Linked DNA regions of Homo sapiens: region 2 is linked to region 1. A link is a contact called in ENCODE Hi-C or POLR2A ChIA-PET data. All regions are on one chromosome and are shown on one strand. The core of a region is the stretch at or near the end of the contact, and the rest is flanking DNA. Distances in the headings are between cores, read along the strand shown.

Region 1 (5,891 bases), core at 2,263-4,762:
ATCAAGGTCATCAGTAATGTGAGGCCAAGGCAACCAGCCCTTGGGGAGTGTGTCCTTGACCTTGACGGCAGGAAATGGGCGAGTCTGCTCCCTTAACTCTATGTTCCCCTTCTCCTTTTCCCTTAGAGAAGTGTCCCAGCTGATGGGGGCTTTCTGACCCGGGCACTGAACGAGCCTGGACTCTGGTGATACCAGGCAAATCTCGTGGGAAATAAACAGAGAACCCTGGCTTGTAACAGGAGTTTACCCCCAAAAGTCAAGGCAGACTTCCTGGAAGAGGAAGGCTCAGCTATCCGGTGATTAATAAAAGGCAAATCACCGCAAGAGAAACCAGCCTTTCGCGACCCTGGCAGTTGGACAGCATGGCTGTTGGTGCTGGGTCACCTTCAGAACGGCCTTGGCAAATGAGTGCTAATGAAAGCCTGGCTCAGGGACAGAATGAATGATTTAGACTACTCACCCCCTCCAGGCTCTCTCCTAGGCACATTTGGTAAATCCTTACCGTAATAACCAATAAGAGTTGAAGACATCGCCTCTCCACCCCTCCAAAGAAGGGAATGTCTAACGGTGGAATTGCAGGCACTGGGTAATGCTGGCTCCTAAGTGCCCTTGGGGAGGAGACTTCCGAGAATGCTTCTATTCCCATTACAAAAAAGGCTCCCATTCCCACCTGCCTTCTCCCAGAGAGGCTTGCGGTGACCACGACAGGTGCAACAGGGCTCGAGCTGGCGCGGGCGCAAGGGGTTCCTGGTCGGCCCAGGGCCGGGGTCCCAGTGCGCAGGTGGGCGGCGCCGCGTGCAATGGAGGCTGGCGGCCGACAGAGGGCGCAACGGAGCCGCTGGGCTCCCCCTGCTCTTTCCCGACTACCTCGCTGCCCAACTGCCCTGTCAGCCGTGTTCGCGGTGCCGCGGGGCGTGTGTGGGCGCCGTCAGGGAGGCCTTCCTAGGCCACTCCTCAACCATCATCTGCTGCCGTCCCTGGCCGCGGCCTAGCCCCATTTCCGGTCAACTTAGTCCCCCGCCCCCAGGCCGTCCAGATCTCGCCACACCCTCTGCAGGCCACCCCCACCCTTCCTTCCCTTCCAGGTGTGGTCAGTCGGGGAGGGTGGTGGCCGGGGGTGAGGGGCATGGTCTGGAGGACGTGGGCCCGGAACCCGGGAGTGAAGATTAGCGGTTTTGTACAGGGAAGCTGCAAATGAGAAGCCATAGCTGATTTCACCCCCAGCCATTGCCTTAGGCCTCGGTAGCCTCAAGCCTTAGGCCTGGGCGCTGGGATGGGGGCCTAGAGTAGAGTCCAGGGCCCCTGGGGAATGTGGGAAGGCATCTGCCCTGTTTACTTCTGCAGGCTCTGGCTGGTGATAGAGCCAATCATTATTTGTATGAATGAAAGAAAGAAATGGAGAGTAGTCCAGGCACGGTAGCCCATGGTGGCATTGCTTGAGGCTGCGAGTTGGAGACCAGCCTGGGCAACATAGCCAGTCCCCGTTGCTTAAAAAAAAAAAAAGAAAAGAAAGAAAAGAAAAAGAAATGGAAAGTGATCTAGGGATCTGTTTGTCTGTTTGCCTAAGACCCAGCTCTGGCCAGCCCTGATGGGTCCCAGGGGACCAGCAGGCTTTGCCATGCTCCTGTTGCTATGATACTTACCTGGAGCCCTCTCCCTCCATCTTCCCACACCTCACACGTTCCCTTTCACTTCTGCCACTGTTCCAATGCCCTTGCTAGTACTTGATCCAAATCTCTTATCCTAGCTTTCAATGTTCTGCATGGTCTTGCCCCACCCTATGAAGGGTAGCCGAATACACGGCCCTAAAATATGCCACTTGGGCACAAGGATTATTTTGAGCTGAAGGCAGTTGAGAAGAAGCAGAAACATGAAAAACTCTCTGCCCTCCCCCTATTTGCCTAAAAGCCGGATATAAATTTACAAGGGTGTCCCTCCTTCCCTCTCAATCAGGAAGGACAAAGGTTGATCACAGAAGACGGCCTTAGACCTCTATCAGCCTGGAGACAGCACCAGAGGAATCTGCATAAAAAGCTTTGCTAACTAGCCTTTATCTACCATTATTTTGTTCAGTTATTTGTCTTTCCACAATTGCCACCCCTAGGGACTCAAGGTCCATTGCTTTTGTCTTGTCACTTCTCTAAAATTGCATTGTTTTTTGTTGAAGATGCTATATAAGAGTTCTAAGTCATCTCTTCAAGGTTTTCTCATTTTCCCTGAGTGTCTCCCATGTTTACATATTAGTAAACTTCTGTGTTTTTTTCTTTTTCTTTTTTTTTTGAGAATGAGTCGCACTCTTGTTGCCCAGGCTAGAGTGCAGTGGCACGATCTCTGCTCACTGCAACCTCCGCCTCCCAGGTTCAAGCAATTCTCGTGCCTCAGCCTCCTGAATAGCTGGGACTACAGGCACCCGCCACCACACCTGGCTAATTTTTGTATTTTTAGTAGAGATGGGGTTTCACCATGTTGGCCAGGCTGATCTCAAACTCCTGACCTCAGGTGATCCACCCACCTTGGCCTCCCAAAGTGCTGGGATTACAGGCGTGAGCCACCGCACCCAGCCCTGTTTGTTTCTCCTTGTTAATCTGTCTTCTGTTACAGGGGTCCCAGCTAAGGACTCAGAAGGGTACAGGGAAAATTATATTTCCTCCCTGACACTATCTTACAATACGTGCTGGACTCTTCCATTGCTCCACTAAATCGACTCAAAGTAACATAATTTCAACCGGCCTTCCTCTGGCGAGCTGCCCATCCCCTTTTTCCCTATCAAGAACACCTCCCTTGACTTGCCTCCAAATCTTTCTCTTCCTTCAAGGCCAGGCTTCAGGAAGAGAATCCCATTCAGTCCCTTCAGGAAGCATTTCCTGACTTTTTCAGCCCATAATGAGTTTTCCCAGCTCTGAATGTGGCATTCACTCCTTGACCCCTTTTTTTTTGGTACCAATTATCCTACTGGGCTTTGTCCTATGGTACTTTTGTACCTGCCTTTTCTCTCTAGCTAAATTGTAATAATTTGGAAGGTAGGGTCCAAGTCTTACTAATCTTTTTCTTTCCCCCTTCCATTCATCATACATTTATTGAGCACCGACTACATACCAGGTATAAAGTCTAGTACATAAGGTCCCAAAGGAGTGTAGGACACAGCCCCCACAATGGAGTTCTGGAGAAAATAAAACACATGGGGCTTGAGAAAAAACAGGGAATGTGTCTCCCCCATGGAGCACTCATCAGAAAAATCTGGAGTGACTTCCTGTGGGAGCACTCAGCATCCTGAATGAAGAAGCAGTCTCATTCTCAGAGGGAGTGGCTGCCCATTCATGGAGACACTCACTCACCCGTTGCCTCATTCATTCATTCATTCATTTGATAAATATTTGTTGAGTCCTCACTTTATCCAAGTGACTCATGAGATTGGTCACACTGCAGCCCAGGGCTGGCTGGAGTGTGTGTGGTGGGGGTGGTGGGGGACACCAGAAGCCCGGAAAGCTTTAGGGGTGTGTCACTTCTTTGTCAGTTCCTGTTAAGAGGCATGAGTCCCTGCTGGAAATGGTCTTGGGAAAGATGGGGTGGGCGTGGCAAGGGCAAGAAAGCTTGGAGTTTCATGGAGGAAAGGAGGATGGATACCAGCCTTCTCTGAGGGCAGGGTGCCAAACCCTGCCTGTAGTTCCCTTTGGAACAGTTTGCTCTGCCAAAGAGCAGGTTCCCTTTAAAGTTCTTTCCTTCCGTGATCATTTGGGGCTTTTCAAACAGCCCCATGAGGCATTGGGTCATATACCAGCCAGGAAAGCTAAGGCTAGGAGATTTATGATTTCCCCCATAGTCACTGGGCTATGTCAGGCCTAGGCTTAGGCCTGGCCTCCCCAGTTTCGTTGTAGAGGGCTATGTTCTTGACACCTTTGGACCCTGTATGCCAGACTTTACACCTGGTATGTGGTAGATACTCAACCTGCTCTCTCAGCAGGAATCAGTCAGAGGGGAGGAATCTCTGGCTCCACATAGTGAAGGAGGCAGGCCTCTGGAACAGAACACTTTAAATTTCAGACCAAAGTGATGGCCTTCATCATATCTAGCCACTGGCAGCTCTTTGGCTCTCACTCAGAAATTAAATGATAACTAATTACCAAATCCTAACTCCAATTGACTTCCAAACTTTACTTATTTATTTATTTATTTATTTATTATTTTATAAAAATATAAATAGAGAGAGGGTTTTGCCATGTTGCCCAGGCTGGTCTCAAACTCTTGGACTCAAGCCATCTGCCTGCCCTGGCCTCCAAAGTGCTAGGATTACAGCTGTGAGCCACCGTGCCCTGCATTTTTTTTTTTCTTAGAGACAGGGTTTTGCTTCACACAGTCTACAGTGCAGTGGTGCCATCATACCTCATTGCAGCCTTGACCTCCTGGGTTCAAGGGATTCTCCTGTCTCAGTTTCCCAAGTAGCTGGGACTACAGCTATGTGCTACCATGCCCAGATTATTTATTTATTTATTTATTTATTTATTTATTTATTTATTTATTTTTTATTTATTTATTTTGTAGAGACAGTGTCTTACTATGTTGCCCATACTGTTCTAGAACTCCTGCAAATTCTTTTTTTTATTTTTATTTTTTTCTGAGATGGAGTCTTGCTCTGTCGCCCAGGCTGGAGTGCAGTGGCGCGATCTCAGCTCAGTGCAACCTCCGCCTCCCAGGTTCAAGCAATTCTCCTGCCTCAGCCTCCTGAGTAGCTGGGCTTACAGGCACCATCATGCCCTGCTAATTTTTGTATTCTTATTGGAGATGGGGTTTTACTATGTTGGCCAGGCTGGTCTCAAACTCTGGCCTCTTGATCCGCCCGCCTCTGCCTCCCAAAGTGCTGGGATTACAGGCGTGAGCCACCGTGCCCGCGCCACAAATTCTATCCTTAATGTCCAAATTCTAACCCCTCCTTTAAATCATTCACTCCTTTATTCTAATGGGAATACATCACTCCACCCCTAAGGGAAACTTGGCCTCTCTCAAATCCTCATAGCCCCCAGTGGGTTCAAGCATCCTGGGGCAATGAGAAGGTCCAAAATAAGGGTTGCATGCATGCCAGGGAGGAGCTGGTGACACCACGAATTTGTCTTCATTATGAAAGTGACCCCCTTTCTCTCTCCAGGTACTCAGGCTATCATGTTGTCCCCAGGCCCTCCTGGAAGGAGGGGAAAAAACATGGTGTTAACCCTTCTAGATATTTTCTAGCAAGGCCTAAAACAGGCAAGGCTTAGCAGAAGAGATGAAGCATTAGCAGAAGGAGTCCAGGTATTTAGGCATGAATTCATTTATTCAGGCATGAATCAGATATAATCCCCACCTTCAGGCGGATTGCGACCTAGAGACAACTGATTTTCTTCTAAGAACGCTTACAATGAGTTAGGTACCAGTGTTACGTATTTTCCATGTTATATTTTATTTAATTGCTACTATCCCATGGAAAAGGAACTATTATCCCATTTTGTGGATGAAGGAACTGAGGCTCAGCACTAGTAAAGGGCAAAGCCAGAGACTGAAAGCCTCCTAAGTCCCCTTTCCTGCATTGTTTCCAGGTGGGGCAGGTGAGAAAAGTGATCCAGTAACCCTGGAGGCTGTTTCTGATTCAAGTCACCTCCTGCACCACCTAGGCCCGAGCTGCAGGCTGTGGAGCCAGGAGATGGGTCCAGATTCTCTCCTAGGCTGCACCCACCTCGGCTAGGCTGAGCCTATTAGATTGCAGGCCCTGTGGGCAGGGCTGTTACAATGGTCGCCTGGCGTCAGTGGTCAGGGCCTGGACCCTGGGAGTTCTGTTGTGTGGTTACTGCTCTTTTCCCTGGTGTGTCATTCTTGTTGACCACCAGGGTTCCAAGCCACTGGAGAGCTTCCCATTGAAGTCA
Region 2 (5,238 bases), core at 2,073-4,572, 39 kb after region 1:
GTTGTGAAGTTGCCAAGTAGCACAAAGCAATGAGCTGAGGGCAGCACACAGGCTGATTTCTGGGAAGAAAGGGCATCAGCATGGGGCCCTTTGGCCAACTCTGTATAATCAGAGAAGTAGGGCCTTGCTTCATGCTTCTTGAAATTAGGTGTAAATAAGATATGAAATTGGATGTAAATAAGATCAAGTCTGGCTGGGCGCGGTGGCTCATGCCTGCAATCCCAGCACATTGGGAGGCCAAGGTGGGCAGATCACTACAAGTCAGGAGTTTGAGACCAGCCTGGTCAACATGGTGAAACGCTGTCTCTACCAAAAATATAAAAAATTAGTTGGGCATGGTGGTGCCTGCCTGTAATCCCAGCTACTTGGGAGGCTGAGGCAGGAGAATCTCTTGAATCCAGAAGGCAGAGGTTGCAGTGAGCAGAGATCATGCCACTGCACTCCAGCCTGAGTGACAGAGCCAGACTCCACGTAAAAAAAAAAAACCAAGATCAAGTCTAGTTTTTATACACATTATTCAAAAGATTTTGACCAAATGGTTCATACAAGGCAACACTGGCTGGCCCATCACCGGCAGGGTGGTGTTGTGTGGAGAACAGGCATGGGACCCGGATTTGGAGTTAGGCAGATGGGGCTTTGAATCTGGGCTCTGCTATTTACTCAGCTGAGTTGGCCACAGGCCAGACCTTGACCTTCCTGTACATCAGTGTATACATGAATGTTGCGTATGTAAGCATGTGTGTGTATAACGTATTTAGCTCTATAAACACAGCCCTTGCATTTTTCAAGTATTCTTTATGTGCTTAGCACTGTGGCGGGCATTTTATTTTCATTACCCTCATTTGGTCTTCATAACAACTCTGGGAGGAAGACATTATTATCCCCATTTTGCAGTTGAGCAAACAGAAGTTTAATAGAGAGGTTAAGTAACTTGTCATAAGACACATTTATTAATGGGTAGATTTATGATTCAATGTCAGGCTCCAAAGCACAGTGAGATCCCGCATTCCTGTGTAGTGGGAATGAAATATTTCCCTCTGGGGTGTCTGATGAGTAAATGAGGTAATCTGTATGAAAGAGTCTTGTAAACTGTAAAGCGCTATTTTCCAAAGGTGAAGCCTCAGTTCTTGCCCTCAAGGACTTTATAATTTGACTATATTGATTAATAAGAGTTGCATAGTGCTTTTAAGCAACCAAGTGTCGAAATGCAAGTGTGCACCTTAGCCTAGTGATCCAATGTAGCATCACCACTGACAGGACACACAGACATGGTGCACCGCCTGGTATGATGGGATACCATGGGAAGGCACAGCCTCACCTTCATGGCATGTTCGTGTTCAAATGTATTTGACCTGAATCAAATCAGACAAATCCAGATTGTGAGACATTTTACAAGGCAACTTATACCTAGGCTCTTCAAAAATGTTAATGTCGTGAAAAACAAGCAACCAACAAAGGCGGGGGGACTGTTCTAGATTAGAGGAAACTAAAGAAGCATGGTTTAAAGTCTTTGCTGTATACCAGATTGTTTTTTTCTTAAAGTCATATCCCAGTGACTCAGGAGGCTGAGGCGTTCAAGAGGAGTTCGAGACCAACCTGGCAACACAGTGAGATTCCATCTCTAAAAAAATTTTTGAATTAGCCAGATATGACAGTGTGTGCCTTTATCCCAGCTACTCGGGAGACTGAGGTAGGAGGATAGCTTGAGGCCAGGAGTGGGAGGCCGCAGTGAGCTGTGATAGTGCCACTGCTCTTCAGACTGGGCAACAGAGTGAGCCCCTGTCTCTAAAAATAAATAAGTAAGCCATAAAGGATATTTTGGGAGAATTGGGGATATCGAAATATATTTATTACATTAGCTAATATTATTGTATGAATGTGAAATTTATTGGATGTGATGAAATTGTGGTTATAAGAGAAATTATAAGAGGAATGCCCTTGTTCTTTTTTTTGAGACAGGATCTCACTCTGTCGTCCAGGCTGGAGTGCAGTGATGTAATTATAGCTCACTGCAACCTCCAACTCCTGGGCTCAAGCAATCCTCACCCTCAGCTTCTCCAGTAGCTGGGACTACAGGCACGTGCCACCAAGCCCAGCTAATTAAAAAAAATTTTTTAGTAGAGATGAGGTCTCACTATGGTGCCCAAGCTGGTCTCAAACTTCTGGCCACAAGTGTTCCTCCCACCTCAGCCTCCTGAAGTGCTGGGATTACAGGCATGAGCCACCACACCTGGCCTGTCCTAGTTCTTAAGTGTCATGATATCTTTGAGTTTCAAATGCTTTAGTAAATGCATATATATGTATGTGTGAATATATTTTTATATTCACATATTTTATATTTTTATATTCATATATACATATATATGGAAAGAGAGAGAAAGAAAGCAAGCAAATGGTGAAATGTTAACCCATGGTGAATATAGATAAAGGATTTACTGGTTTTCCAGTATTATCCTTTTAACTTTTTTCTAGGTTTAAAAATTTCCAATAAAAATTGAGAAGTTTAACAGAGTTTAACAGAGAGAGCAAGTAACTTGCCACAAAACACAATTACTAAACGGCACATCTGGGAGGCAACGTCTGTATCAGTGCTAAGGGGCAATGGCTATTATTTAAAAATGGCTATTTAAACCTTCCTCTAGGTTTAAAGGAACCTAGAGCTGGCCAGGCGTGGTGGCTAATGCCTGTAATCCCAGCACTTTGGGAGGCCGAGGTGGGCCGATCACTTGAGGTTAAGAGTTTGAAACCAGACTGGCCAACATAGTAAAACCCCGTCTTTACTAAAAATACAAAAACAAGCCTGGCATGGTGGCACATGCCTGTAATCCTAGCTACTCGGGAGGCTAAGGCAGGAGAATCGCTTGAACCTGGGAGGCAGAGGTTGCAGTGAGCAGAGATCACACCACTGCACTCCAGCCTAGATGACAGAGCAAGACTCCGTCTCAAAAAATAAAATAAAATAAAAAATAAAGGAACCTACAGCTGAACACTTTTATCATATAAAAAAATCTTCACCAAACTTACTTGTTTGCCACACTTCTAATAAGTAGGAAAATGCAACAGAGGCCCCACATGATCCCAGGGTCTCAGGCACTTTCTCGACTCTTCTAAAGGAATGACTCTAATAGTTTTTCATCAGGGCTGCTTTCCCTTTGGCTACAGCGTAGTCAAAATAATTCCTGCCCAGTTTCTGGGTTCCTAGGAGACAAAGCTTAACATCCTTGCCAAGAGTGGTGAAACCTCTGTGGCCCTGGAGTTTCCATGGTGCAAACAAAGTCCTGGCTCTACCCACAGGCCACGCCAGCTGCACAGGAGGGACAAAGATGCAAGACCTAGCAAACGTATGTGGGCCATCATCAGTCATCTAGAGTGCTTGTTTAAAATGCCCCATCCTTATGGTGGCTGAGTCCTGGGAACCTTCTTTTTGTTTTTTGAGACAGAGTCTTGCTCTGTTGCCCAGGCTGGAGTGCAATGGCACGATCTTGACTCACTGCAACCTCTGCCTCCTGAGTTCAAGCGATTCTCCTGCCTCAGCTTCCCAAGTAGCTGTGAATACAGGCACCTGCCACCACACTTGGTTAATCTTTTTTGTATTTATATTTATATTTATTTATTTTTTTTTGAGATGGAGTCTCACTCTATCGCCCAGGGTGGAGTATAGCGGCACTATCTCAGGTCACTGCAACCTCTGCCTCACAGGTTCAAGTGATTCTCATGCCTCAGCCTCCCAAGTAGCTGGGATTACAGGCATGTGCCACCATCCTTGGCTAATTTTTGTGTTTTTAGTAGAGACGGGGTTTCACCATGTTGGTGAAGCTGGTCTTGAACTCCTGATCTCAAGTGGTCCGCCCACCTTGGCCTCCCAAAGTGCTGGGATTGGCCAGGCGCAGTGGCTCACCCCTGTAATCCCAGCACTTTGGGAGGCCAAGGAGGGTGGATTACCTGAGGTCAGGAGTTCAAGACCAGCCTGACTAACATGGAGAAACCCCATCTCTACTAAAAATACAAAATTAGCCGGGCATGGTGGCACATGCCTGTAATCCCAGCTGCTTGGGAGGCTGAGGCAGGAGAATCGCTTGAACCTGGGAGGCGGAGGTTGCGGTGAGCCGAGATCGCGCCACTGCACTCCAGCCTGGGTGACAAGAGTGAAACTCCGTCTCAAAAAAATATAAAAACCAAAGTGCTGGGATTACAGGTGTGAGCCACTGCTCCCAGCTGGGAACCTTCATTTTAACCAGCATTCCTCTGCAGCACACTAAAGTTTTGGAAGCAACAGTCTAGACTAAAATCCTAATTCCTAAACCTAGCGTTCGAGGTCTTGCAAAGTTTGGCTTTCCTTACTCCTCAACAAGTACCTTCCCCTCCAGCCAGGCTGAAGGGTTCCTTAATGTGCCTTCTAGCTTGTGTCTGCTCAGGCCTGCCCTTCACTGGCATCTTTCCTATCTCTCCTTAATCCACGTGATGCCAACTCAGCTTCAAGACCTAATTCAAGTCCCATCTGCTCCCAGCAGACTTTCTGATCACCCCAGCCTCCCTCCCAGGGGTTCCTTCCTTTCTCTGATTTCATTCAACATTAAATTGGTGGCATGCAGTTTAATACTTTATGATATACTATTCATTGTGGTTTTTCACTTGCTTTGATTGAGTTAATGGCATTCTCTTGCAACCTGTGACATCCTCTAGGGCAGGAATCACATGTTTCTCTCTTGCACCCTCCTTAGTACCAAAGACACAATTAAAGTCCCAGGTAGATCCTGAGAACCAATTTGCTAATAACTGAATTGAGGAACAGATGGGAGACAAATTGGGTGAAAAAGGGCGGGAGGGAAAGAGAAGAAGAGGATTGGCCATGGCCGTGTGTGAAGGGCATGGGACATTTTGGTTGAGGCTGGGATCCTAGGCTCAGTGGATGGGTGGAGTTTGGGCGACCACCCCGCCCCCGCCACCATAATTATTTGCATTTGGGGCTTGGCTGCTTCAGGGTCTCTGCCCCCACATAACAATTTGCATCCATAAATTTACATGGAAGTGAAGGAGCTTCCTGAAAGAAGAGACCGGCCTCTGTCGCCTCTCCATATTCCTCCCTTATCATTCAAAGTCATGTGTGGTGAACATGGGGATAGAGGTGCAGGCGGTAGAGCAGGACGTAGAGTCATACGGCTGCACCCCTGAAGGATGCAGCTTAAGGGAGGATGGGAATGCCTGGACTCCTTCCTGAGGCTCTCAGTGATTTTAGTC

What was found. A loop is a pair of places that touch in the nucleus more often than their neighbours do. ChIA-PET counts read pairs that join two places held with the same protein, here RNA polymerase II (POLR2A). Pooled maps may share reads with other maps.
Region 2: a loop to region 1 is called in a map of psoas muscle, with 2.8 times the contacts of the local background. The contact joins two enhancer-like sites. A Hi-C loop is called at or near these places in 11 of 168 maps with a recorded cell type or tissue (Caco-2, HepG2, IMR-90 and 8 more) and 9 of 50 pooled maps. POLR2A ChIA-PET finds 5 or more read pairs at or near these places in 6 of 52 experiments (BJ, H1, HEK293 and 3 more).

The regions. Positions count from the first base shown.
Region 1 is chr2:47,267,477-47,273,367 of GRCh38, reverse strand. The region is part of intron 3 of EPCAM-DT (EPCAM divergent transcript); the gene reads left to right. Among named protein-coding and RNA genes, the nearest start is that of BCYRN1, 65 kb to the left of the region's middle. RefSeq lists a silencer at 725-904. Within about 2 kb of position 3,512, at least 23 of the 41 ENCODE cell types and tissues checked have a DNase peak (open chromatin) inside an H3K27ac peak, as active enhancers do; they include ascending aorta, where a contact is called at or near this core.
Region 2 is chr2:47,228,640-47,233,877 of GRCh38, reverse strand. The region is part of intron 3 of EPCAM-DT (EPCAM divergent transcript); the gene reads left to right. All of the region lies in intron 1 of LOC124907763 (a long non-coding RNA gene), which reads right to left. Among named protein-coding and RNA genes, the nearest start is that of CALM2, 55 kb to the right of the region's middle. Within about 2 kb of position 3,322, at least 6 of the 41 ENCODE cell types and tissues checked have a DNase peak (open chromatin) inside an H3K27ac peak, as active enhancers do; they include ascending aorta, where a contact is called at or near this core.